3 separate regions of the Homo sapiens genome follow, and regions 2 and 3 are each linked to region 1. Evidence: read pairs that join two places in POLR2A ChIA-PET (ENCODE). Cell type or tissue: OCI-LY7. All regions are shown on one strand. Each heading gives the region's core, and the rest is flanking DNA. Links, peaks and the distances in the headings are about the cores only.

Evidence for each region. Peaks named below come from ENCODE experiments on the same cell type or tissue, not always from the same donor. Only the 100,000 strongest peaks of a DNase experiment are listed, where the experiment ranks them.
Region 2: POLR2A ChIA-PET joins it to region 1 with 7 read pairs; 3 of 35 experiments call an interaction of 5 or more read pairs at or near these places.
Region 3: POLR2A ChIA-PET joins it to region 1 with 8 read pairs; 3 of 35 experiments call an interaction of 5 or more read pairs at or near these places.

Annotation. Positions count from the first base shown.
Region 1 is chr6:149,209,075-149,220,757 of GRCh38, reverse strand. It overlaps a transcript of TAB2 not described here. Among named protein-coding and RNA genes, the nearest start is that of TAB2-AS1, 43 kb to the left of the region's middle. RefSeq lists enhancers at 2,892-2,981, 7,547-7,666. In OCI-LY7, for the core only: no CTCF peak of the experiment used is centred there; a DNase peak (open chromatin) is centred at 2,937.
Region 2 is chr6:149,266,440-149,271,439 of GRCh38, reverse strand. It overlaps a transcript of TAB2 not described here. Among named protein-coding and RNA genes, the nearest start is that of TAB2-AS1, 11 kb to the right of the region's middle. RefSeq lists an enhancer at 1-91 and a silencer at 4,621-4,821. In OCI-LY7, for the core only: no CTCF peak of the experiment used is centred there; a DNase peak (open chromatin) is centred at 4,569.
Region 3 is chr6:149,411,882-149,423,564 of GRCh38, reverse strand. No RefSeq gene overlaps it. Among named protein-coding and RNA genes, the nearest start is that of SUMO4, 17 kb to the right of the region's middle. In OCI-LY7, for the core only: no CTCF peak of the experiment used is centred there; no DNase peak of the experiment used is centred there.

The sequences.
Region 1 (11,683 bases), core at 1-5,000:
ATAGTCACAGCTACGCGGGAGGCCGAGGTGGGAGGATTGCTGGAGCCCGGGGATCAGAGTTATAGTGAACCAAGATTGCGCCACTGCACTCCAGCCTAGGCGACAGAGCAAGACTCTGTCACAAAAAGCAAATGAACAATCAAAAACCCAACTTGAATTTTCCACTGTGGGCCTGACAGCTTCCCAAAACTTCAGAACTTTTCTGATGCTATTTGTAGTGATATTAATAGATGTAATCTTTGGGGATATTATATAATACAATATGCCAACATTTGGAAGATCTGAATAGCTCAGTGAGCTTCCAAATGACCAACGCATGGTGTCCCGTAATCGTGTGTGTATTCATAGTGAAATATAGTCCAATGGAGTTTAAAGTAACAGAGCAGGAAAAGTTCATTGATAATGAATTTGATTCCATTTGCAATTAATCTTTTTAAAAAAACTACCACTTGTTGAGTTTTGAGTTTTTGAATGGCATTAAAGAAGGATATCCACAAGTATCTGAAAGGTTTATAAAAATATTCCTCCTTTTTCCAACTACATATCTGTATAGAGCTGAATTTTCTTTACATATTTCAACCAAGACAGCGTAACAGATTGAATACAAAAGAAGGTATGAGAACCCATACGCTGTCTTCTATTAAGTCAACCATTAGAGATTTATAAAAACATACACATCTTACTCATTTTTTTAAACATGGCTTAAGCTTCATGAAAATGTTATTTATGCAAACGTGATAAGGTTATTATTTTTAAAAAATAAATTAATCAATTGTTTAAAAATTTCCCAGTTTTAAATTCCAGAATGGTATATGTCAATGGATCTGACCCACATAAACAAAAGTTCTTTGGGGTTTTCGATAATTTTTAAGAGCGTAAAGAGGTCCTGACATTGAAAAAAATTGAGAATTGCTTGTCTACAGAGTACGGTAAGGGTCTCTTGGGACTTTCAGGTCTATCAGAAACACACTGGGAACTATCAAAAGTAATGAAAGAATCTGGCCAGTCAGGATATGGAGAATAATTTCTTTGAAACAAGAGTAAACTGTTTCTAGGATACCACATCAATGCATAAGGTGCAGCGGGTGAATCAGAGCCACTGATTAAAAATAAAGGCAACATAAAGTACTGGGTAACTTTGAAAACAAAACAGCACAGACTTCTCTGACTTTAGTTGGTCATAAGAAATTTTCTCCAGCTCTTCATTTTTAAAAAAGAGAAATAATTTAAAGAGCAGGTTTGAATGAACAATAACTCAGTTGGTATCTCAATAAGGCCACTTTACTAGCGGGCAATCTGGGCAAACTAGTCTCTTAAGTTTGACCTTAGTTTCCTTATCTGTAAAATGGGGTAATAACACATACAGTTGTTAGTTATAAAGTGTGACACTGTTTACTTATATACTTGTCCCAGTACACACACACACACACACACACACACACACACACACAAATGTTAAAATATGAAACACTTGGTAAGCAAAAGTTAACCCTGGAAGCGGATTTGGCACAACTATGGGAAATGGTGGCCTTGCCTCATTGAGAACAGAGATTTTCTAACTGTGAAGCTTCTGGGCTCTGCAGTGGTTTGAATTTTGGGAAGTGTTCTGTATGTCCTTTAACTATCTGGTTGTCACTGAACGCTCCCAGCCCAATCATCCCCAGAGACTATTGTAATTAGTAACTGAGTAAGTGACAATGAAAGAGGGTTTATAAAGAAAATATATGCCATCCAAACAGAAAGTTCACAAGTTTCCTGGACACAGCTCTTTCTTTTCTAAATCTGTTTTTTGCTGGCAGGATGCAAGCAGTCTCTTTCCTTTACAGTCACAGATTTCAATGGCATTTTAAAAAGTACTAGGTCTCCTTTCTTTACTCACAGTGTGCATTTCCCAGGCATTTCTACAGAAGTTCAAACAGACTTCAGACACAAGATCACAGAAGATCCTTTCTCCAGAAACAATGACTGTTTCCTGCCTTACCTGCATTCTCAGTTGGTTTGCTTTGGAGGAATAAACTTAGTCTCAAATCCTTCTTCATCCAGGCAGTCATATTGAAACTGGATCAGATGGTGTTTAGATCTTTACAGCCTGTGGCCCTGAAGGAGTTCACCTCACTGAGCATTAGTCTTCTCATCTGTAAGAATATAAGAGTGTCTTTCAACCCCTACCCTGACCCTGTCCCACTGGAGGGCTTGCTTCTAAGAGGACAGCTCCTTTTGGAAGCATGAGCCAGAGACCCAACTTGAACCAGTGTCAGTCCAAGACTTGGATTCTCTTTTCAGGCTTAATGCCACTCTTCTTTTGCTTGTTCTTTCATCTTCTTTTAAATCTTAATTCCAAATGAGTCTCTTTTTTGTCCCTGATTAAGCCTTTTAATAAATCTTTTTTTCCTTGAATGAGTATTAATCCTTTTCCCTGAATAAACATAAAACATGTGCAGTGTTCTTTTGGCCTTCTGCAAGAATACATTGTTCTGTGTGGCCAAGAACCAACCTATCCGAGTACAAAATTTACTGCAAAGAATTTTTAGGTAGTGTCAAACAAGAGCCATTGAGGGCTAACTAACAATAAGCTTTCTACTCTTCTTTAAAGATTTGTCTAGTATATTTTTTAAGACTAACAAATCATCACTGAGTGCAGAAAGCCCAAAATTGCTCAAATAAGATGCATACCAGGTTAGTATGCAGTTCTGCAGCTCAGGGACCTAGGCTCCTCTTGTCTCGTAGTTCTGCTATGAATGGCCTCCATTCTCATGGTTGTTGTCATATTCTGAGACTGTTGCTCCAGCTTCAGCTTTTGCCTCCATACTTAACATTTCAGACTCCAGAAAGGAGGAAAAGGAAGTCCTATAAGAATTTTATTTTCCCCCAAGAAAAAATGCATAAAGTAGTTAAAATTACATCCCATTGGCCAGGACTCAGTCACATGGCTGTATCTAGTAGCAAGGGAGTCTGGGAAATGCAGTCTTTATTCCAGGCATCATGTGCAGGCTAAAAAGGGGAGAGGATTCTATTACTATACAGGAAGAGAAAACTGGGTATTGGGAGGCAACTAACAGCCTCTGTCACCAGTGGTTTTTATGCTGGTCTCACCATCTGGCCAGGAAGGAGAGATACAACAGGCTAAACCCAGAGTTGCCAAACTTTTTCTGTAAAGGGCCAGCTAGTTAATATTTTAGGCTTTGTGGCCATGCTGTCTCTGTTTCAATCACTCAACTCTGCTATTGTAGTGAAAACATGCATTGACAATATGTAAATGAATGTGTGTGGTAGGATTTGACACTTGGGCCTTAATTTGCTTACTCCTGAGCTAAACAGTAATACTAATACTAAAATTAAGACATATTCTTTACTTACTGTGAATGTGCGAGGCACTGTGCTGAGCTGAGCACCTCACAGACATTTTCTTAATTTCCTACAAAAACTCTGTGATGTAGGTAACATCATCATGATCATCACCAGTTTTATCTATGAGGAAACGGAGGCATGGAGAAATGAAATGATTTGCCGAAGGTCAATAGTTTGTAAGTGGCAGATGGGTTTTAAGTGGAGACATCAACTCTGGGACCCATTCCTACCTTTCTCTCTGAGAAAGTCTGGGCAAGGGGGCAACCAGAGGTTCATGACCAGGGATTTGCTCCAAGGCAGTGAATTTAGGAGGCACAAAAGACTTAAATAATGACTTTAAAAGTTTAGTACCTAGTTAGCAAAAATAGTTGGTTGAAGCTGTTAGACAGAGCGTTGGTAAGAAACCTCGCTGTGGGCCGCATCAAGAACTACTTTGTTGATTTAAGGGCTTAAGTGATCTTCTGAGAACCTTAATGTCTCCAAATCAAGGTAACTGGCTGTGTGTCGGTATTGGTGGGGCTTTTAGGGTGAGGGCCCCACTGCAGGTAGCTGTGACTAGGTCGGGGCTGCTGTGTACTAGCATGTGACTATGAAGAGAGCAGGAAGTGACATGTGTAGCTCCATAGGGCTGCTCAGGTCACGGTCTGAATTTCCATATGAGGTGGTCTAGTGGCCGGAGAAGGCAGAAGGAGACAGAATTCCAGGAACTGGGGAAAGCCTGGATGAATGAGAGAGGTGAGAGCCCCAGGGAGCTTTCTTTTCTTTTGTTTTTTAAGACAGGCTGGAATGCAGTGGCACGAACTCAGCTCACTGCAGCCTCAACCTCCCAAGCTCAAGCCATCCTCCCTTGTAGCAGGGACTACAGGCAAGTGCCACCACACCTGGCTGAGTGTTTTTCCTTTCTTTTTTTTTTTTTTTTTTTTTTTTTTTTGCAGAGATGGGGCTCTGCCTTGTTACCCAGGCTGGTCTCAAACTCCTGAGCTTAAGTGATTCACCTACCTCAGCCTCCCAAAGTGCTGGGAGAGCTTTATTTTCAAATAAAGGGCAAGACATTTGATTCGGAGGAGAGATAAAAGAGAAGGTGCCCCCAGATCTTGCTGCTAGAGTAATGCTTGAACCCAGCAGAAAACCCTCCTTCTCTGTAGGAAACTGGCAAGTCTATATTTTTAGCACCTAGCAACCTTGTATGACATACTAAGATTGCCCTCCAATGATGCTATCTCCAGGGAGGGCCGTTTAGCTAAGCAGAGCATGGGCCTCCTTGGCTGGAGCACTGACTTTGCCACCACAAGGCCTAAAGTTCCTTTCCAGCTCTTCATAATTTCTGGAAAGCCACCTGATTTCTCAAATCAGGGATAATTTATTATCAATAATCTGAACATTACATATGGTTTGCAGAGCAGCTGCATGTGTATTATTTCATTTGATTTTCATAACAACTCTGAAGAGAAGTGGTGAGCAAAATGAAATTAACACATATGGCTCTCAAATGCTAGGTGTGGCTGGTTTGATACTTTGCTGTGTACCATCTCATACAGTCCTTCAGCCATCCCGGGAGGTAGGCCATTATTATGTGCCTATTTTAAAGATGGAAAAGTAGACTCAGAGAACTTAAATAATCTGTCCAAGACCTGACGACTCACAGCTGGCATGTGATATTGCTTGACCTTGAACCCCATCTTCTGAAATCAGTTTCAGAGCCCCTCTCACTATTGTTCAGCCGTGGGTGCCCACAGAATGCACAAAAAGGAAGTAAACACTGGTGGATGTCAAGGACTTGGGCGGAAATCATCCTACCCAAATTCCAGAGCTACTGGTTCAAATAAAATTTAAAAACAACAACAGTCCCTGAAGAGAAGTAACCTGTGCAGGAAAACCGAGGGGCCTCTCAGTGGGTGCAGATCAGGCCTGGACATGTAGGGGCTCAGTACACCCTTCTTTAGTAATGGAGACCTGTGGCTGGGGACGGTGGCTCACACCTGTAATCCCAGCACTTTGGGAGGCTAAGGCGGGTGGATTGCTTGAGCTCAGGAGTTCGAGACCAGCCTGGGCAACATGGTGAAACCCCATCTCGGCCAAAAATACAAAAATTAGCCAGATGTGGTGGCATGTGCCTGTGGTCCCAGCTACCTGTGAGGCTAATGAGGAAGGAACGCTGGAGCCTGGGAAGTTGAGGCTGCAGTGAGCTGTGATCATGTAACTGCACTCCACCTGGGTGACAGAGCCAGACCCAGTCTCAAAAATAAATATATAAATAAATATATTTTTTAAGAAAAACAGTGAAGGCCTGTGTTCCTGATGGAACAGTGAACCTAACCAAGAAACAGTTGTTAATTTATTCATTCACCCATTCAACTGACATGTATTGAGAGTCACACTGTTCAGATGCAGGACACAAGAAGGCTGATGTCCAGTGACTACTTTGCAGTCAGGCCAGCTGAGGGTTTACAGATGGGCATCCCTTCTGATGGGTTGGAGTCTATGCCAGACCTGTTGTTAAATAATTTGGATACCACCACTAGATATAGTAATAAACAAGTTCCTGCCCTTGGGGCCTTATACTTTCATGAGGGGAGAGAGCTGATTTAAAGTCAGGCAGTGGTAAGAGCCATAATACCAATAGGACAGGGTGATGTGATGAAGGTGCATTAGGCATGGTAATCCTGAAAGGCTTTTCTGAAGAGGTGATATTTAAGCTGGCATCTAACATCAGGAGGGAGCCGGCCTCTGCAAGAAGGGCATCTCATGGAGAGGGAACAGCCACTGCGAGGGTCTGAGGTGGGAATAAGGCTGGTGTGTTTGAGACAGAAGGAAGTTCAGTGTGACTGGAGCACAGAGGGTGCGGGAAAGACAGGGGTACACAGGAGGAGTGGGGAGGGTGTGGCTGATTCACACAGGGCTCTGAAAGTGTTTGAAATTTCCTCTAAGTTTCAAGGAAACCATCGGAGGGTCTTAAACAAGGAGTGACATGATAGGATTTATGTTCCTAGATGATCACGTGGGTTGCAGTGTGGAGAATGGATTCTAAGGGGGCAAGACTGGATGCAGGGAGACTTGCTGGGAAGTTTTATAGTCATCTGGAGACTGTGACATGGACTGTGGAGACAGCCATGGTGATGGAGTGAAGTGGATTGCTTTGGGCTATATATTGGGTATGGAGTTGACAGCTGATTTGGACATATTGGAAAGGGAGAGGAATTGTGTTTGCCTCCGAGTTTTCGGGCCTGAGCAGTGAAGATGGAGAAGAGCAGGAAAGAGCAGGTTTTTCTGTGTCAGATAAGTTAAGTTTGAGATGCCTGTTAGATGAGTAAGTCAATGTGCTTTTATGTGCAAGACTTGTGGTATAAAAAGTAAACTACATAGATAACATGAAGAATCTCAGTCACATGATTGTAAAGGATTTCTTAAGGCTATTGCTGTGTAAGTGTGATAACATGTCAACACTCAGGGAAACTCTAAGGTGGTTATTAATTTTGGAGGCTATGATGTGCGCAGGAGAGTAGTAGAAGAGATACAGGAGAAGCTGGTGAGAGCCAGCTCATGAGAAGCCTCGTAAGGAGATGATGGGGGAACTACTGAAAAGATTTGAATGAAGAATGATGTGACCACATTGAGTGTTTTAAAAATCATTGTGAATGCAATATGCAGGAAAGATTGGAGGGACGTGAGGCTGGAGTCAGAGTGAACAAGGAAGATTTATTGCCATTGGTCCAGGTGATGGATGACAAAAGCTGGAACTCAGCTGATGACCACACAGAGGAAGCAGAGTGAGCAGATGCAAAAGATTTTCAAAAGACAGATGTGACTGTATTCGGGGATCTTTTGGCTGTGAGTGTGACAGTTTTCAGCGTGGGCGCCTGGGTAGATGCTGGGGCAATCAAATGAGATCCAGAGCATAGGTCCATGAGGACAGGGGTGGATCTTATTCTATTCTGTTTTTCTGGTGCCAACCCTTGTGCCCGTTTTCACTCTGAGGAGCTGATTGGCTTTAGCCTTTCCACTAAGTTCTTCCTCATTCAAGAAAGCCTTGTTCAATGAATTAGCCGAGAGCTAAATGGGATACCTGGGGCAACAGCAACATTTAAGAAGGCATTAAAGAGACTTGGTAGGTGTTAGGGGAACCAGAAACCTGGAGAACCAGGAACCAGCAGAATGGAAAGTGAAGAAATGGTCAACAGCCGTACTGAATGCCAAGGGAAGGTCAAATGAGACAGGGATTTACAAGTGTTCTTCAGGTTAAGGCAGCAGCAGTGTTAACCAGAGCAGCTTCAGTGGTGCAGCGAAGGTGGAAGCCAGGCAGTGGTGGGTGGAGGAATGAACAGGACAGGAAGTGGAAAATACTTGGCTGAAAAACTTGTGGGCAGTGTGGACAGAGTTGGGAGTTTTCTCACTCGTTTCTCAGTTTTCTCTGTGAATTAGGAGGAAGCAGATAGTCTACTGAAGCTGAAGGAAGCCATGTGGAAGATTTAAAGTCAGCAGTCAGTTGAAAAAAAGAGTTTTAGAAAACTCAACTTTGAGAAGTAGAAAACTTTGATAGAGACTTGAGTTTGACCTTGAGTTAGCCAAAGTGCAGAGACATGAAGTCTTCTACTTGAGGTCATAGAATATGTCTCTGTCTGAACTCAGAATTAATCCTGGGGGGAAGAGGGTACACTTGAATGCCTCTGCTCTTGATTTTGAGCTTGGTACCTTTGGACTTCGGTTTCATTTAGTATTCCAGGTCAGGTCAGTTTGTTGTTTTCCGTTTATAGGGTTGATTCACTTTAGCACTTCCAGTAAACACAGAATAGCTTGCATTTGGACTTCTATCCACTGCTGACACCAGTAGAGGCTGGGAGGCTGTTAGGCATTCTAAGTGCGGCCCTTCAGAAAGAGACGTTACACTCTTGTTTCTTCTGATAGATGTTGGTAGCTGTCCAGAGAAAAGTTAAAGTTCCCATTGCTTTTTCCAGAAAGAGTAATGGGGAGCCCTTGTGTTCCAGCCAACAATCCCTCTTCTCAATAAAACAAATAGGTTCTAATGCTGGCAGCGTTCGAAGCTGTTGCTGAGAACATAAAGGCTGCTCTGTCTCACTCCGTGGTAAATATACAGCAAACATTTAACTCATTACTAGATAAATCACACTGAGATGACTCAGAAGAAGATGTGTCTGGTACCGGCTTTTAATTTTTTTTTAACCTTGATGAATATATTTCTCCTTTCTTGACTAATTCATTCGCCAATACTTAACTAAATGTATTTAACAACAGCAATTTAAACAAGGCAACTAATGAGAGAGATGAATTGTTTAAGGAAAATATGTGGCAGAGATTCTTCATGCTCACCCAGTGGTCAGGTGTCCCTCTCCCTTTCCAAGCCTTCATGGGCCAGGTGGGTCTTGGACAATTCTGGCCAATGGGAAAATGGACAGGAGTGAGATGAACATTTCTAGGTAGGCCTGGCACTGAAAATCTTCCTGTGGATCCTCTAGCTCTCTTTTCCCTTCTATGATGATCATGGAGACCATGTGCTGTAGTTGGAATATATTTAAGATGGAGGAGGGCCGCCCAATTTGTATCAGGCACTATGTGATCAAGAAGTAAGTCTTTATTGCATTAAGCCATTGAGATTTCTTTTTTTTAGAAAACTGTTACTGACAAAGCCTATCCCAACCCAATTAATACATAAATCAAATGATATCACCTTATCAGGGAAGACAAGGTCCTTTATAAGTCCCCAGAGATAGCAGACGCCAGAAGGAAATAGAAGAGTTATCTATCTCAGAGCTGTCTAGACAAAGGTCTGCTTTGACTTAACAGCAGAGTCTATACATCTGTAGAAATTTCCAGAGGTCTTTGCATTTAGTTGTTATTGTGGACTATAGTATATTTCTTTGAGGCTTTCAACCATCAGCTAGCAGTCAAAAGAATGACCATTTATGGTCATTTACTCATGTGCTGGCATTTCCCAAGGCCACATTCGCCTATGAGTAAACAGTGGTTGTGATCACAATAGCCTCCCACGGTTCCCTATCTCTTTTTGCTGCCCAGTGGTACAGGTCCTGTTATGGGGCATCTCTATAGGATGCCTCCCATGCAATACTGAACAAGTCTGATCATCTACAGCTCTCAAATGTCATGCTCATTTGTTCTCTTCTTTTGTGGCAGGCCCCTCCATGGGGTACTAGGTTTCTGCCAGGTATTCCTTCCTGCTCACCCTGTACATGCCTATTGCTGAGTCTGTCTGAGGCCATCAGGGACCACCTGTAGTTCGGCGTTACTTCCGTTTTTGCTGGGCACAACCGGTAGATAAACTTAGTGAGAACACAGTGCTGTACTCAGACTTACTTCCTCCTACAATGACTAAGTCAAGTCATCTGTCTCTCATTTTCTTCACTTTTAGAATACATTTTATCCAAGAGACTTTTGTCAGGTCCACCTCACCAGTTTTCCAGATACATGCCAGACACGTTGAATCTAGCCCTATTTATGAGGCAAACAGTGAGCCCTGTGACACCTGTAATTATCATTCTCTTAAACATTTTGTTAATGTTGATGTTAGAAGTTTACTAAGCTTCCTAGGAGATTCTTAACCATTTTTCTTCACTCTTTGACTCTCTTTGGCCTAGGCCCTTCCCATTTTGTCTGCATGACTCCAGGAGGGACAGTGCAATTTGGAGATTAGGAAACAGATGACTAGGGACTCTGGGTCCCCTCACTGGGCCACAGTCTGGATAACACCTTCCTGCTATCTACCCACTACAAATAGAGCCCCAGACTTAGTGTCACACTCTGAATCTGGGGTTATGTCTCGAGGACTCCAGTCCTTTTCTGCCCATTTCTACAACATATGACTCATCTAAATCTGCTCCCTGCAACCACAGCTAGCAACAAGCTGGTCTGAGAAGGCTGGCTTTGCATGGGATTGTCTCTGTTGTTTGTCAGTCTATTTAAAACACTCAGTACAATTGTCAGGAAATATGCTTTGACTGCCTGGAAGAAAAGCAGGAGTAGTAAGCAAGTCAGTGCTTTGAAAAACCTACAAATATCTAAGAAGCCCTCTCAATCACCTTTTGTTTATATCCAGATATGCAGAGCCTTATTTGACCTATTTCCTCATCAGCAATGGATGTGTTTTATTGAGGTCCTCCTACGTGCAAGACATTCTATAAAATTCCTTGCATGTATTTTCTCATTTTTCATGAAAACTGTGTTGACTAAATGTTATCTCTGTTTGGCAGAAATGGAGATTGAAGTTCAGAGAATTTAAGTACAAGTAGTAGATGGCAATGCTGAGACTGAAACCCAGGTTTATCTTTTTCTTAAGCCTATGTATTTTTTTAAAAACTATGCTGTGCTGTTGTAGATGAAAGTTTCTAATCACTCCAGCACTACTTATCTACCCTGTGCAGCTATGCCTGGGCTTACTATAAATGTTCAGAGCAGTCTTGAGCCCTTTCAGCTCTGTCTCTTCCATGCCCTCTGCCAATGTGGAGGGGTAGATGAGCCTCCTCCTTCTTACTGGTCTTGGACAGCAGGAGTAGGAGTGAGGATTAAAAATAATAGATCAAATGCACTCACACATCTCCCAAGAACGAACAGTAGGATATGGTTTGGATATTTGTCCTGCCCAAATCTCATGTTGAAATGTAGTCCCCAGTGTTGGAGGTGGGGCCTGGTGTTTGAGCCATGGGGGCTGATGCCTCATGACTTGGTGCTGTCCTCACAATAGTGAGTGAGTTCTTATGAGTTCTGGTTGTTTAAAAGTGTGTGGCACCTCCCCAACCCCTGACTCTTTCTTTTACTCCCACTGTCACCATGTGAGATGCTTGCTCCCCCTTTGCCTTCTGCCATGATTGTAAGCTTCCTGAGGTCTCCCCGGACATCATGCAGATGCTAGCACCATGCTTCCTGTACGGCCTGCAGAACAGTGAGCCAATTAAATCTCTTTTCTTTATAAACTACCCAGCCTCAGGTTTTCGTTTTTTTTTTTTTTATATATAGCAATGCAAGAATGGCCTAACACACAGTAATTCTCAAAAATATCACATTTGGAAAGAGTGGCATATTTCCTAACATGAAACACCCTCTGCATGGATTTCCCCCATCCACAGTGTAACATGTAAAGCAATTACTTAGTCAATGGGTAGTGCCATTACCTTCTTTATTCACATGCCTGCTTCAAAATTCTCCACTCTTTCATCTCTACCTTCCCCCTTCTATGTCCAGGAAATAAGACTTGATATAAAATCACTTGTTCCTTAGCTAGACAAAGACCCAGTCAAATCTTTGAAATTAGTGCTTAAAACATTAAAGAAGTAATAGAGGCGGCCGGGCGCAGTGGCTCACGCCTGTA
Region 2 (5,000 bases), core at 1-5,000, 51 kb before region 1:
GTAATAGAGCCACAGGCTAGAAAGAACCTGGGTCTCTGGATGACCTCATGGAGCAGAGCTTTTTTCTTACCCTTAGGTAAGATTAAGTTATGTACTAGCACACCAATGAAATTATTTACATCCCTAGAACAGGAACCCTGTCCATTATTTTTATGTGTGTTTTACAGAGCAGGAGTTTCCAAACACAGTCAGGTCAATAATATTCTTTTTTAAAAAATATATATATTTTTTAGAGATAAGGTCTCACTCTGTCACTCAGGCTGGAGTACAGTGGGGCAATCATAGCTCACTGCAGCCTCTAACTCCTGGGCTCAAGCAATCCTCTTACCTAAGCCTCCCAAGTAGCTAACAGTAATATTTTTGACAGTATTTTCAACTAAGTCAAAATGAAAAAAAAAAGAATAAGGTGCAGAGAGATAGAGCGACATGGCAGCAGATTCATTCCAACTTCAGGGCTTTCATTATTATACCACCCCGTAACCCTCTGACTACCCAGTTTTTTGCAACAGCAGTGGATCAGTAATACTTCTCACTCTTCAAGACCAGAATCCTTCAAGACAGTACCTCCTCTATGTCATCTTCACCACTCTTTTATGTGATACACTTCCTCTAGATCCAAAAAAGAGAAGAAACTGAAAGACAAAGCTGGGCGAGTTGACCATGTGTACGTCGGAGAGGCTTGCCCCAAGCTCTGGATAATACATCACTGGTGCCATGTGCATCTGTGATGAAAATGTGCAAGGTCTGGATTCTAAATGTTGTTTTAAAAATGTGTTAATTTTTACTTTTTAAATTGACAAGTAAAAATTATATATATTTATGGTGTAAAACATGATGTTTTGATAGATGTATAGATTGTAGAATGTTAAATCTAGCTAATTAACATGTTCATGACCTCATATACTTATCATTATTTTTGTGGTGAGAATACTTAAAATCTACTCTCTTAGCGGTTTTGAAGTATTCAATATACTGTTATTAACTATAGTCATCGTGCTATACAATAGATCTCTTGAACTAAAGAAAAAAAGGAATAATGCAGTGGTAAAGAAAATGAAAAGCCACAGACTGGTAAGAAGTACTTGCAAAACATATATCTGATAAAGAACTAGTGTAAAGAACTCTCAAAACTCAATAATAGGAAAACCATAGAGCCCAGTTAAAAAATGAGCAGAAGAATTCAACCAACATTTGATCAAAGAAGCTACATGGATGGCAAATAAGCACATAAAAAGATGTTTTACATCGCTAATAATTAGGGAAATGCAAATCAAGACCACAAATACCATTAAACACTGAATTGGAATAGCTAAAATAAACAAAAATCAACATTATCAAACATTAGCAAGAATTTGGAGCAATTGGAACTCTCATCTATTGCTGATGTGGCTGCAAAATGGCACAGCCCTTTGGAAAACAGTTTGGCAGCTTTTTGTAAAGTTAAATGTATGCTTGCTGTAGGACCCAGCAATTTCTTTCCTAGGTATTTACCCACGTGAAATGAAAACCTATGTCCACACAAAAATCTGTATGTGAATCTTTATATTGACTTCGTTTGTAATCACCAAAAACTGGAAACAACCAAATGTCACTCAGTTGGGCAATGGATAAACAAAATGTGATACATTCATGTAGTTGAATACTACTTAGCAATAAAAGAAACGAATTACAGATATATGCAACAACATGGCTATATCTCATATATACCAAGTGAAAGAAGGCAAAGACCTTATCCTGTATGATTTCACCTTATGAAACGAATGATACATGATAATCTTGCAAAGGTAAAACTACAAGGACAGATAACCAATCAATGGTTGCCAGGGGCTGGGGTAGGGAGAGGAGTGGATTGCAAAGGGGTGAAAAGGAATTTTTTAGGGTGATGTAACTGTTTTACTTAACTATTGCATCCTGGTGGTGGTTACACAACTCTATACACTTTTCAAAACTTGAAGAACTGCACAATAAAAAGGGTAAAAATCTACTTTAATCTTCTGTAAATTGAACCTTAATATAAAAAAGGAAAAAAGAATAATATAGTGAATTTTTAATAAAAGTATTCAATTTAAAAATGGTATCTATCACATACACATAATTCATAGCACTAGGTTGTTGATAACCTAGCGTAACTTCTTTTACCACGTCAAATAGGAGAAAATAGGTCCTAGGCTGTGAGGCTTTGGCTTGTTGAAACTCTGCTATTTACAATTTACTCAAAGGATGTATCATTTTATTCGCAGCACAAAGGCTAATGAAACAGCTTTTATTTAGGTATTATGCCTCAGACTCAATTTTCAACAACCTTAAATAAAAACAATGTTATGTCTTTGTAGTCCCAGAGAATGCTAATCAATTCAACTCAATATCCCTGAGTATACTTATGTATTGCACAAGGAACCTAAGATTCAGAGGGGATAAAGGAATAGCAAAGGTTCCACAGCAGGAGCCCCTTGTACTTTGATAAAGATTTGGAGGGTTTCCAGCTCCCAGACTCATGCTTAGTCCACTAGGTCACTTTGAAAAGTAATTTGATATGAAAAAGATCGACTCATTCTGTAGCTAAGAGAATTGGAAACAACTACTGTACTGTGTGTATGTTTTATAAACAAGTTTTTATTACACAAGCAGTATATGTTCACATGTTTAGTGTGGAGAAATTAGAAAAGATAGTCATATACAAGAAATTGCAGACACAATGAATGCATACTCCACCACAGCAAGTGTCGAGAAATTCTCTTCTTTGTTACATATACGAAAGGAAGAAAATAAATATGATTTGCTAGGCAGTGGTTCTCCATGTATGCAAAGACACCTCGTGTTATTATTTTAAGGTGTTACACTGATGTTACACTAAGTCCAATTGCTCCGAGAATTTATCCAATGCAAGGATCTCACAGTCATCATAAATGTCAACATTTTCCTTCCACATGCAGCTGTTCTTTGAGTCTCTGTCTTGCTCTCTCTCTATAAATGTGGTTCATGAAAATGATGAGAATTAGAACATTCATTCTCACCTCTTCTGTAGTCTACCTAGGACATGAGTTTTAGGTGGGCTCATGGCCACTCAGAATGTTATTTTTCTCCCAGCTGGATGTGGACCACGTGACTAACTTCTGGATGTGCTTTTTCTCTTTTTTGTTGCTGGAATGCTAATGGGATGGCTGGGGTGGAGCAGCCACAGTGGACCGTGATGCGGAGCTAAGACTAGCAGAACAACCGAGAAGGAGCCTGGGCCCTTAGCACTATGGATGGAGGGCCACATCAGCCCTTGAACTGATGACGTCTGGGTTTCTTTTTGGTGAGCAAGTGCCTTCATGGTTAAGCCACTACCATTTTGACTTTTCTGGTACTGAAAGCCAAACCTAACTCTAACTAGTACATTGGCTAAGAGGTATTAATATTTTGGAGAGTATATTTTGCTATAGCTTTTGATTTTCATATTTTGTTTTGGGTGATGATACTAATTCATTAATTTGACATTTACCTATAGTGGTGCCACATAATGACGTTTTGGTCAACAATAGACTGCGTATACGACAGTGGTCCCGTAAGGTTATAATACCATATTTTCACTGTACGTTTTCTATGTTTATATATGCTTAGGTAGACAAATATTTACCATTATGTTACAGTTGCCTACAGTATTCAGTACAGTAATATGCTGTACGGGCTTGTCACCTAGGAGCAATAGGCTATACGATATAGCCTGGGTGTGTAGTAGGCTATATCATCTAGGTTTGGGTAAGCACATTTTATGATGTCCGCACAACGATGAAATCACCTAACGACGCATTTCTCGGAGCATAACCCTGTTGTTAGTGACACCTGACTGCAATGAGTTCTTGCTGTTTGTTAGAGACTGTTTTGATGTAGGTGATATTGCAATGAACAAAACAAAAATCCCTACCCTCTTAGAGCTAACTCTCAAGTGGAAGAAGAGGCAATGAACAACAAATATCTAAATATTTCAATATCATGCCAGTTATCAAGCTATTGTCAAGCTATTTCCTCAGCTCCAAATCACCCTCTTCCTCTGGTTCGTGACACTGGTGCAAGGACCCTGCAAAACACTTTTGTGCTTTGGTCCCTGGATCCTTGTTGTGTTCTGACAATAGGAGACACGGGAGGTTTCCTGGACAGCAGGAAGAGGAAGAAGGAATCTGGATGCTGTTTCCTGTTTGCCTTGCAGACCAGCCCCAGCTCATCACATTCCTTCAGAAACACCAGCATCAGCTACAGGTGCCTCCTTCTTAGTTGTCTGAGACTAACCTCCCAGTCTCCCTCAAATCTCCTCTCTCCTCTCCATTCTCACAGGCACGCATTTCATTCAGGCATTCACTGGTCCTTCTGCCTTCATTCATTTTTATTCCCCTCCAATATATCCTCTACTTCCCGCATTGCAGGAAGCCTCATCTCCCTACTTTAATCTTCTAAAATTCAATAATTTCCAACCTCTTTCTTTTGCTCCCCCAGCCCTAGGGGTGAGAGCTACTTTCTGCTGTTGTTACATTCATGAAACTGGGGTGTTCCCCTTTTGCATTTTCGGTTCTACAATCCTTTATGTTCGTTTCTCCCTGTAAGATGGCTGGTGTGGGTTTTCACTCAACCAGACCCTGACTGGTACAAGGTGAGATTGTGTCACAATGATAGAGACAGGAGATGATGTCTCCAGAGGTTCATTATGGCCTCCCAGACAGGGCTTTCAGCAGGCGTTACTTCCAAGAGCCACCACATTCGTGCTCTAGCTCTTGGCTTGCTAGGTTCACGAACCAATTTGGTCAGGGTGCCTGGAGTTGGCCAGGTTCTTAGCGATAGGTCTGGGCAAAACAAACTTACAGGGGATCAAGCTGTGGGTTATAAGCCGATCACTGTTTTGTTAGATGATGTGAATTTGGGCAATCCAGTCTCTCCGTTAGCCTTCCTCTCTTTTTATGTAAGCCTACACAGGGACCCAAATGTGGTCAAGGGCCCCTCAGTGAGCACGAAATCCCAGCAAAGGG
Region 3 (11,683 bases), core at 6,121-11,120, 200 kb before region 1:
ATCTATCCAACCTAAAAAAAAGAAAAAAGAAATCATCAGATGCGGCTGAGGTACCAAAATTGCGAGACGCTGCTAGTGCAGTATCTGGAGCAGAAGCCACTGGCCTTCGGGGAGTCGTGGCCCAAAGCTGTTACTTCCCATTTCCCTTTCCACCCCACCTCAACAACAGCGGCAACATCACAGACAAAATCAGTACCGAGGGCCTGAAAAGCTGATTTTTTTTTTTTTAGCATTTAGCAACATCCCTTGACTAATGAGTGTCTTTATCATATCACAAAAAGCAGAAGCCAGGAAAGCATTACGGTTTTAGGTGTATAGTTTTTAAGTAACGTTCCCTTGCATTTATTTTTTGTTTGTTATTGAGACAGGGTCTCAGTCTATCACTCAGGCTGGAGTGCAGTGGCATGATCATGGCTCACTGCAGCCTCAAACTCCCAGGCTCAAGGGATCGTCCCACGTTCAGCCTCCTGAGCAGCTGGGATGACAGGTGCGTCACCACACCTGGCTGATTAAATTTTTTTTTTTTTTTGGTACAGATGGGGTGCTGCCCACGCTGGTCTCAAACTCCTGGCCTCAAGCGATCCTCCCTCCTTGGCCTCTCAGTGTTGCGGTTATAGGCATAAGCCAACACACCTGCCTCCCTCTCATTTCAGAATTTTATTTATTCTTCTGGATTTGAGCACATGCTACTAAAGAGGGAATCTACAACGAAAATAAAGCAAGACCACTCTCAAAGCACATGGTAGCACATGGAGCAGGGTCTTCAGTGCACAGAGGGCCTCACAGCTAGTCCAGGCCCAGGGGAGCCAGGACGGTAGGTGAACACAGGGGTCTTTGTGTCTTGTTCACTGCGGTATCCCCAGAACCCAGGCCATGCTTGGCACATGGGACAGCACTCTGAGTGAAGCAAATAAAAATAAGATTTCTAAATCAAGGCTTAACTGTGGAAAGCAGAGGTGTCTGATAGTTGTCTGGGATTTGTTAGGCAGCATAAGATGCTACATAGTGAATGTGACCAGAGTTAGTTTTATATAAAAGAGAATCACTGGACATACAGTCAGTCAGCCCTCTGGATCTGCGGATTCTGCATATGTGGATCAAACATATTAGGAAGACAAACATATTAGGAAAAAAATACAATAACAGAAAAAAAGCCAGGTGTGGTGACTCATGCCTGTAATTCCAGCACTTTGCGGGAGGCTGAGGTGGGAGGATTGCTTGAGGCCAGGAGTTCGAGACCAGCCAGGGCAGCACAGGGAGACTGCACCACTGCAAAAAATGAAAAAAATTAGCCGGCGTGGTAGCATGCACCTGTGGTCCCAGCTACTTGGGAGGCTGAGGTGGGAGGATCACTTGAGCTGGGGAAATCGAAGCTGCAGGGAGCCATGATCATGCTACTGCACTGCAGCCCGGGTGACAGAGCAAGACCCCATCTCACAAAACAAAACAAAACAAAACAAATAAAGGCCAATACAGCATAACAACTATTTACAGAGCATTTCCATTGTATTGGGTATTCTAGGTAGTCTAGAGCTGATTTAAAGTGCAGGGGAGGATGGGCATAGGTTATATGCAAATACACCACCATTTTATATCAGGAACTTGAGCATCCGAGGGTTTGGTATCCATGGAGGTCCTGGAATAAAACCTCTGTGGATTCCGAGGGATGAGTGAATATTTTAATGGAAAAGATACTTGAAAATAGAACTAGAGGTGGGCAGCTCCCTGGAGAACATCTCTTTAATCCAAGCTGTGAGGAGGCCAGAGGCCATGCCTGCAGGACTTCCATCCCTGACGCTGGTGTCCCTTTATCGACCATCAAATGGTGGTTGCATGGGAGTGTGGGCACCATTAGGACAAGGCAGCTCTTTCCTACCTCAAAACAGTGATCCTCAGCAAGGACCGGAAGACCAAAGTACCAGGATGGCACGGATCTTGGTGTACATACGGCAACATTCACTTGGACACTGTCAGTGGGTCACACTGAGCCCCCTGAAAGAAAATGATGACAACACAATGCTCCTAACACAGGGTGACCACAAGCAGTTATCTTTCTCAGCATTAATTCAGTAGTGTTATGGTTGGAGAAGAAAACCATGCAGCTATGTGGTGATATATTATAGAGGAATTGGCATATATATTACTAGTATAAAGTGAGTTTTAAATAAAACCGAAGTTAGCAACAGTATGGGTAATGGAAACTATCACACAGGAGGGCATCTCGTAGCTTTGGCTTTAGATATGACGAGGTTCTGTTTCACATCTGATCATTACTAAGGGAGTACCTCGTGGGTAGCTTGTTTTGTGTTCTGCTTTTCCTCTCGTTTGTCTTTCTCATGGATGTAAACACAGTAAATGTTTCTTCTCCTAAATATTTTTAAAAACATTATTTTTATTAATTTTTTTGAGACAGGGTCTCACTCTGTCACCCAGGCTGGAGTGCAAAGGTGCAATCTCAGCTCACTGCAGCCTTGACCTCCCTGTTCTTAAGCAATCCTCGTGCCTAAACCTCCTGAATAGCTGGGACTACAGGTGTACAGGTACACTATGCCTGGCTAATTTTTTTTTCTTTCTTTTTTTTTTTTTGTAGAGATGAGGTCCCACTATATGGCCCAGGCTGGTATTTGTTCCTTTTTACTGCTGAGTAGCATTCCAGTCTGTAGACACACAAGCACCTGTTTCTCCATCCACTATTGATGAACATTTGGGTGGTTTCCAGGTTTTGGCCACTATGAATAAAGCTTCTCTCAACATTTAAGTCTTTATATGGACTTATTTCTTCATTCCTCTTGGGGAGATTATCCCCAAACTTTTCATGGCTAATTTTTGCCCATTTCTTTAAGTACACTCTTACTTGTCCTCCACAGAATGTATGTTTTCCATCTTATCTTCTCCAGCTTTTAGCCAAACAAGGTTACCTGCAGATCCCTATATCACCCCTAGAGTTTCTAAACTCCACCATGGCTCACACTGTTTCCTGTGTCTGGAATGTTTCCCCCTCTGTCAGAGTCTCACCCACCATTTCAGTCTCATCTCAAAAGCCTCCTTTTCATTAATTGTCCCTGACTCAACCACAAGAAATTGTCTCTCTTCACTGAACTTTGTAGCTTTTTGTACAGCACCTGTCCACAGTTAATCTCATTATTAATAAGTGGTAGTTACGTTCTATAAAGTCTCCACAAACACTGATTTAGCAAAGAGTGAACAGCGACTTGCTCCTAGAGGAAACGCAGGGTTAGGTTCCCACGAGCTTCTGCCCACGATATTTTCACCAGCCCATCAATACATGGCCTAGTTTTACGTGTTTCTGTTTCAAGACACTTTATTCATGAACACTGAACTCATAACCAACAGGGCTACAGCTCGCGCATGAACAAAGCTCTCTGACACATGTATTTTCTCGCTAAGGCCCATCCTGGCATTCTTGGGCTTAGAACACTCGACAGCATTTCCGCACAATGTTGAGGGCATTTTAAATGGCAAAATCACCAATACAAATGCAAAAAACATATCCCTAAATAGACTGCAGAAAGGACACTTGGTTCACAGTACAGGAGCTGACACAAGAGGCAGACCATTGTGTAGCTTGACCTGAGATGGGAATATGACCATTGGGTGACTCAAGTTTGTCACTGTTCTACCCATATCTGCAAAGGACTATGAAAGTGCCATGACCATTTTTAGTGAATAGGGAAATTCACAAACGAATCCACAGATAATGATTGACTGTACTTGCATGCTTATTTCTCCTTTATAAGCTCTAAGGTGGTGACTGTCTCTCGTGTCATCAAACACACTGCCTGACCTATGGCAGGAATGTGATACTGAAAAGCATTTGGGGAAAATCATAGAAAAATTAAGCTAGACCCTGTCATCAAATTCATAACGTAACAAAATTTGTTGCCCACCTACTATGTGCCAGACCTAAGCTGGAAGCAGGGTATAAAGCAGTGAAGAAAATGAGAGAATGTGGCTAAGATTAGGAAGACTAGCAAAAGGAGGAAGTAGCAAATTCAAAATGTGAAATTTTTGAAATATAAAGATGATTGTGCAGATTGAGAACTGAGAAATTACTATTGCTACCTTAGCACAAACTGGAATCAAAAGGACAAAATGACAGTTGGCCTAAGGTTTTCAGTGAGTACTACTTATTCTTTACTCGTTTCCAAATTTGGGAGCCCCTTGTTTCTTGTAATGTGAAGCCAGTAGTTACCTGTTAACTGTTAGCATATTAATAATAAACAGAGGCCAGGCGCAGTGGCTCATGCCTGTAATCCCAGCACTTTGGGAGGCCGAGGTGGGCGGATCACTTAAGGTCACGTGTTCAAGATCAGTCTGGCCAACATGGTGAAACCCCGTCTCTACTAAAATACAAAAATTAGCTGGGCATGATGGCAGGTGCCTGTAATCCTAGCTACTCAAGAGGCTGAGACAGGAGAATCGCTTGAACCCAGAAGACAGTGGTTGCAGTGGGCCGAGATCGCGCCACTGCACTCCAGTCTGGGTGGCTGAGCTAGACTCTGTCTCAAAACAAAAACAAAACAAAACATAATAAACAGTAGAAAAGAAAGAGATTATGGTTAATAAAGAGAGCAATACAGGTGGAAGTTTAAAAATCTTTGCTGTGTGTTTTTGTCATTCGATATTGAATATAATCATGCTTTGAGATACTTCATAACAAAAATCACCTATTATCATTCACTGGAATGGAAACTGCATATATTGCTTCTCATTCATTACCTTAGCAGAGCTTGGTTGTCTGGGTTAGCAAATTGGTGTTCTAAGATGTGTATGCTGTTTTATTACAAAAAGAATTTGGCAGTTCAGCAAAAGGGCACGTGAAAGACTTGTGTTAAAAACCAAAAGGTAGTAGTTAAGACTTCAATTCAGATTAATAAAATGTGGGCTTGTTTCATGTCACTCACTCTCAGGCAATGTGTTGGCTATCAGACCCAGTGGAGTTTAACCAGTGAGAGTCCCTGCTCTCTGCTGCTCATCGTTTAGTCAGAAGCCTGTCTCTTCACCTTTCTTGGGAAAGAATAAGACAGGATTTTTACATACTTTGCATTTAATTTTCTTCTTTCTTTCCTCTTCTCTTGACCAGTGTTCTCCAGAAAAATATTCTCCCATGTCCCTCTGCTTCAATTTTGAAGAAAAACAAAAAAGGACATTCATTATGTCTAAGAAGAAGCCACTCAAACACTTTGGTCCATGAAAAAGCAAACTTTAAAATTTGAAGTAAAGTTAGATGTAACAGAGGCCTCAGGTTGAAATGCCAATTTCTGAATTTTCCAGAATATCCACAAAGATCTCTACTTCTTCATCCCCCTCTGGCACCACACAGAAGATACCAGAAACATTATTTTTGGGTTTCATTGTTACATTTATCTATCCCAATAGTATGATTGTGCCTTATTTCAGTTTTCCAAATGCAAAGCGTTCCAGCTAATTAGTGGGCTGGCCTGGGAACCTACTGCTTCTAATACTAGTTCTAGGGGAAAATACATACTACATTCAAAATGGCTGTACCCACTGGTTAACTTGAATAAATGTTAGAAATTAACTTGGCCTTCATGTTAAGAGTCGTTATCATCAAGTCTGGGTGCGGTGGGGCACGTTTGTAGTCCCAGCTACTTGGGAGGCTGAGGTGGGAGAATAGCTTGAGCCTAGAAGTCCAGGATGGGCAAAACAGTGATACCCTATCTTAAATAAAAAAAGAATCATCATCAACTACTGACCTTTTGCCATGTATGAAGTTATTTGCTATGGGGACACAAAGACACACCTGTCCTGACAGTCATACCTTGGAGATATTGCAGGTTTGGTTCCAGACCACCATAATAAGGTGGGTATCACAATACAGTCAGTCACATGAATTTTTTGGTTTCCCAGTGCACATAAAATTGTTTACACTATTCTGCAGCCTATTAAGTGTGCAATAGCATTATGTCTAAAAACAAAATGTACATTCCTTAATTAAAAATACTTTATTGCTAAGAAATGTTAACAATCATCTGAGCCTTCAGCAAGTCATAATCTTCTTGCTGGTGGAGGGTCTTGATGGCCGCTGATTGATCAGGGTGATGGCTGCTGACCGATCAGGGTGGTGGCTGCTGAAGGATGGGGTGACTGGGGCAATTTCTTAAAATAAGACAACAATGAAGCTGGCTGCATCGACTGACTCTTTCTTTCATGAAAGATTTCTCTGTAGAATGTGATGCTGTTTGGTAGCATTTTACCCACAGTAACGTGGAGTCAATCCTCTCAAACCCTGTGGCTGCTTATCAACTAAGTTTATGTAATATCCTAAATCCTTTGTTGTCATTTCAATAGCGTTCACAGCATCTTCGTCAGGAGGAGATTCCATCTCAAGATACCACTTTTTCTCGTCCATAAACAGCAACTCTTTATTTGTTCAACTTTGATCATGAGAGTGCAATTCAGTCCCATCTTCATGCTCCACTGTTAATTCTAGTTCTCTTGCTATTTCCACACCTGCGGTGACTTCCTCCACTGAAGTCTTGAACCCCTCAAAGTCATCCACGAGGGTTGAAATCAACTGCTTTCAAACTCCTATTAGTGTTGATATTTTGACCTCCTCCCATGAATCATGAATGTTCTTAATGTCATCTAAAATGGTGAATTCTTCCCAGGTTTTCAGTTTACTCTACCCAGATCCATTAGAGGAATCACTATCAATGGCAGCTATAGCCTTATGAAATGTATTTCTTAAGTGATAAAGACTTCAAAGTCTAAATTATTCCTTCATCCACAGGCTGCAAAATGGATATATTAGCAGGCATGAAAACAGAAATCTCCTTATACAACTCCCTCAGAGCTCTTGGGTGACCAAGTGCATTGTCAATGAACAGTAATATTTTGAAAGAAATCTTTTTTTTTTTTTTTTTTTTTTCTGAGCAGTAAGTCTCAACAGTCAGCTTAAAATATTCAGTAAACCAAGCTATAAACAGATGTGCTGCCATCCAGGCTCTGTTGTTCCATTTCTAGAGCACAGACAGCGTATATTTAGCATAACTCTTAAGAGCCCTAGGATTTTTGGAATGGTCAATGTGCATTGGCTTCAACTTCAAGTCACCAGCTGCATTAGCCCCTAACAAGAGTCAGCCTGTCCTTTGAAGCCAGGCACTGATCTCTCTTCTCTATCTATGAAAGTCCTGGAGGGCATCTCGACACCTTCTTCCACTCGAAGGCTGTTTCATCTACATGGAAAATCTGTTTCATGTAGCCACATTATCTTAGTTTGATCTTCTGGATAACTTGATGCAGCTTCTATATTGGCACTTACTGCTTCACCTGCCACTTTTATGTTATGAAGATGGCTTCTTTCTGTAAATCTCATGAACCAACTTCTGTTATTGTCAAACTTTTCTTCTGCAGCTTCCTCACTTGTCTCATAGAATTGAAGAGTGTTAGAGCCTTCCTCTGGATTAAGCCTTGGCCTACGGGAATGTTGTGGCTGGTTTGACTTTCTATCCAGGTGATTAAAACTCTTCATATCAGCAATAGGCTGCTTCACTTTCTTATCACTTGTGTTCACTGAAGTAGCACTATTAATTTCCTTTGAGAACTTTTCCTTTGTATTCACAACATGGCTGTTCGGTGTAAGAGGCCTAGTTGTCAGGCTATCTTGGCTTTCAACATGCCTTCCTCACTAAGCTTAACCATTTCTGGTTTTTGATTTAATATGAGCGATGTGTGACTTTTTCTTTCACTTAAGGTTAGAAGCCACTGTAGGGTTATCAATTGGCCTAATTTCAATATTGTTGTGTCTCAGGGAATAGGAGGCCCAAGAAAAGGGAGAAAGACAGGGGAATGACTGGTTGGTGAACAGTCAGAACACACACACTGGCCGGGCGTGGTGGCTCGCACCTGTAATCCCAGCACTTTGGGAGGCCGAGGCGGGCGGATCACGAGGTCAGGAGATGGAGACCATCCTGGCTAACACGGTGAAACCCTGTCTCTACTAAAAATCCAAAAACTTAGCCGGGCGTGGTGGTGCACGCTTGTAATCCCAGCTACTTGGGAGGCCAAGGCAGGAGAGTCACTTGAACCCAGGAGGTGGAGGCTGCAGTGCTCCGAGATTGCACCACTGCACTCCAGCCTGGCAACAGAGTGAGACTCCATCTCAAAAACAAACAAAATCTCACACACACACACCAAAAAAACCACATATTATCAAGTATCGGTTAAGTCTCACACAGACATGGTTCAAACGTCACTTAAGCCTTAGATGGATATGCTTCATGGTGCCCCAAAACAATTACAACATCAAAGATCACAGATCACAAATCATAATGAATGTAACAGTAATGAGAGTTTGAAATATTGTGAGACTCATCAAAACGTAATACAAAAGACACAGAGGTACATGCTGTTGAAAAAAATGGTACCAATACATTTGCTCAATGCAGGGTTACCACAAACCTTTAATCTGTAAAAAACACATCTGTGAGGTGCAATAAAGTGACACACAATAAAACAATATATGTCTGTATCTAAGTGGAGAGGTCAAAGTAGCAATGAATGCCAAGTAGGCAGAAAATATAGCAAGTGCTATGAGAAAAGGTGCGGTTTGGAAAGGTCTCATGATGGTGACCCTTGATCGGATCACTGGAAAGTTAAATTTAAGTACAGAGACAAAGCAAATGGCATGGACGAAAGTACACTGGTGGGGATGTGCAAAGCCTATTAAGGGAAGTGATTAGACCAATTTAGTTGTAAGAGGACTCTGTTGGAAAGTAATGATCCTGAAGAGACAGGTAAGGAACAAACAAGTCTTACAAGTAAGCTCAATGAACAATGGGGAAATAATAAAGATTTCTGAACAGGATTGTGTGGGCATAGTGTTATTTCTGTAATATACTGTAATCTAGCTGCAGTGTGCAAGGAAAGAGTAAGAACTTGGAATCAATTAGGTCACAGTGTGAAAGGGACGAAACCTATCAACAATCCATGGATGAGTTCAAAGGTGAAAATTAAAAAAAAAATATATATATATACATATATATATCTGGAGCCAGGTGCAGTGGCATGCATCTGTAGTCCCAGCTACTTGGAAGGCCAAGGTGGGAGGATAACTTGAACTCAGGAAGAGGCCAGCCCAGGTAACACAGCAAGACCTTGTCTCTAAAGAACAAAACCAAAAACCACTGGAAAGGATTTCCATGGTGAAGATACCGCAGTCTTTGTTCACGGCTATGAGGATCAATAAACACTTCTAGAATAAGATCAGTAAGCTGTATTGGTTCTACATCACGTCAGGGGAAGGCTGCCCTCAGAAGAGGAAGAACGGAGTAAAGAAGGGAATCTGTAAAGAGGGAGGCACTAGAGAGAAGTGTGCTTTGGGTCCATTTTAGGCTTAAAACAAATATGCAGACATGCAAACACTAGAGTAAGTTCTTCAAGTGTTTTTCCTGGAGAAATAATTTGTTATACTCCATCATAAAATGTACACTCTTTAGACAGCTGAACATATAATACAAATATAAACATACCTGATCTTCAGGTCAGCCTTCCAAAGTTTTATAATCTTTGCAAAGCTACCAACCTTTGACATTAAGAGGAAAAATTCAATCTCAGTGAATGAAACATCAAATTCTGATCCATTGAGATGTCCCTAGACCAATTCAGATAAATAGCTAACTTACCTGTTAATACTGTTGAGAGAACAATACTTCACAACCCATTTATGTAAAAACAAGGCCCACTTTTAGGACAATGCAGTTCCTAGTCAGAGAGAAGGGGTTGGCTCAGATAATAGTTTCACATTAATCCTTACAACACCCCTGTGAGGTGAGTTTAGCATTAATCTAATCACCTTCGTTCGACAAGGAGAGGCAATATAAACAAGGAACTGTCCCAGGATTACAGAGTAAATCTAATGAAGACATCTGAAATCACAGCATTTTGGGAGGCTGTGAGCCGATCACTTGAGGTTGGGAGTTCAATGCCAGCCTGGCCAACGTGGCGAAACCGTCTCTACTAAAAATACAAAAAAAATTAGCCAGGCGTGATGGCGTGTGCCTGTAAACTCAGCTACTGGGGAGGCTGAGGCAGGAGAATCACTTGAACCTGGGAGGCGGAGGTTGCAGTGAGCCGAGATTGCTCCACTGGACTACAGCCTGGGTGATAGAGTGAGACTCTGTGTCACACACACACACACCACAAAAAATAAATAAATAAATAAATAAATAATAAAGTTGAGAGGTCATAACAAATACAAAAACTCACTACAAAATTGTTTTCTTAGGCCTTTTCTCTCAGTTGTCTAATTGTATTTTCAGATGGAAGCAATACAAATTAAAATGCAGCTGAGCCATTTCAAGTAAAATGGATATAAAATTGTAGCACCAAAAAAGCTGAAGCCAAAAATATATTCATTTGCCATACAGGAATAGAAGTACTTTGTGATGTTATATGGGAAGCTATGCCGATATCCAGCATATAGATATTAAATCTGGAGTAGTCTCTAGTGTCACTACATTATTTTCTACGGCAATATGGCCTACTTCCATTACTCATGGGCTGAATATTTTATTTTATTTTATTTTATTTTTTTGAGACAGAGTCGTGCTCTGTTGCCCAGGCTGGAGTGCAGTGGTGCGATCTTGGCTCACTGCAACCTATACCTCCTGAATTCAAGTGATTCTCATGGCTCAGCCTCCAGAGGATCTGGGACTACAGGCATGTGCTGCCACGCCCGGCTAATTTTTGTATTTTTAGTAGATGGGGTTTCCCCATGTTGGCCAGGCTGGTCTCAAACTCCTGGCCTCAAGTGATCCACCCACCTTGGCCTCCCAAAGTGCTGGGATTACAGGTGTGAGCCACTGTGCCCAGTCTGAATATTTTATCTTATACTGTTTACCTCTTAAATCTATCCCTGCTCACTAGAATTGCCTGTCAACATTACATTGGGATAGAGAAAACTGGTGACACGTCAGCTAGTTTTGCTATTTATAGCTGCTTTGATTAAGTAGGTTTAAAGCTAACAATTAGTTTTGGACTACCCATGGAGCTGATTTTCTGCATAATTTCCCCAATATAAAGTTAATTAATATTAGATCAAAGATGACACAGGTTAAACAAGATTTTAAAAGAAAAATAAAATTTCAACTTTTTTCCCTCAAACGCCTGCAATATAACACACATCTTTGTCTAACGTATTAGTTGTCACAGGAGACATTTGGCTGACAATTTGTTAATATAAAAATTTTCCTGAGAAGTCTAGTTTACATGAACTGCCAATTCCTCTACCCCCAAACCCCTTTAAACATACAGATGAAGGATAATTTGTGTCAAAAAAATACTTCGAAGTCCATCTTTCGATTGGAGGTTCTTACACTTGTAATTCTGTTTTAGGGCAATGAAGTTCCCAAAAGTGGTCTCCAGATGCCCAACATGTCCAGTCCTCATATTCACTGGCATTGAGTATTTCCTTTCTACTAAGTTTAAAAGACCACTCAAGGCAGACCTTTCTACAACTGCATCATGGGGAGATCAGCAAATACTACTTTGTTCTTTTCAGGCTGAGAAAAACACCTGAGTTTTTGTAATTTTTTGAAAACTGTAAATATAAAAGTTCTCTTCAAGAGAAGCACCACCATCCTCATGACCTGCATTACACATCAAGGGACAGAACAAATATTAACTAAATGTTTACTTC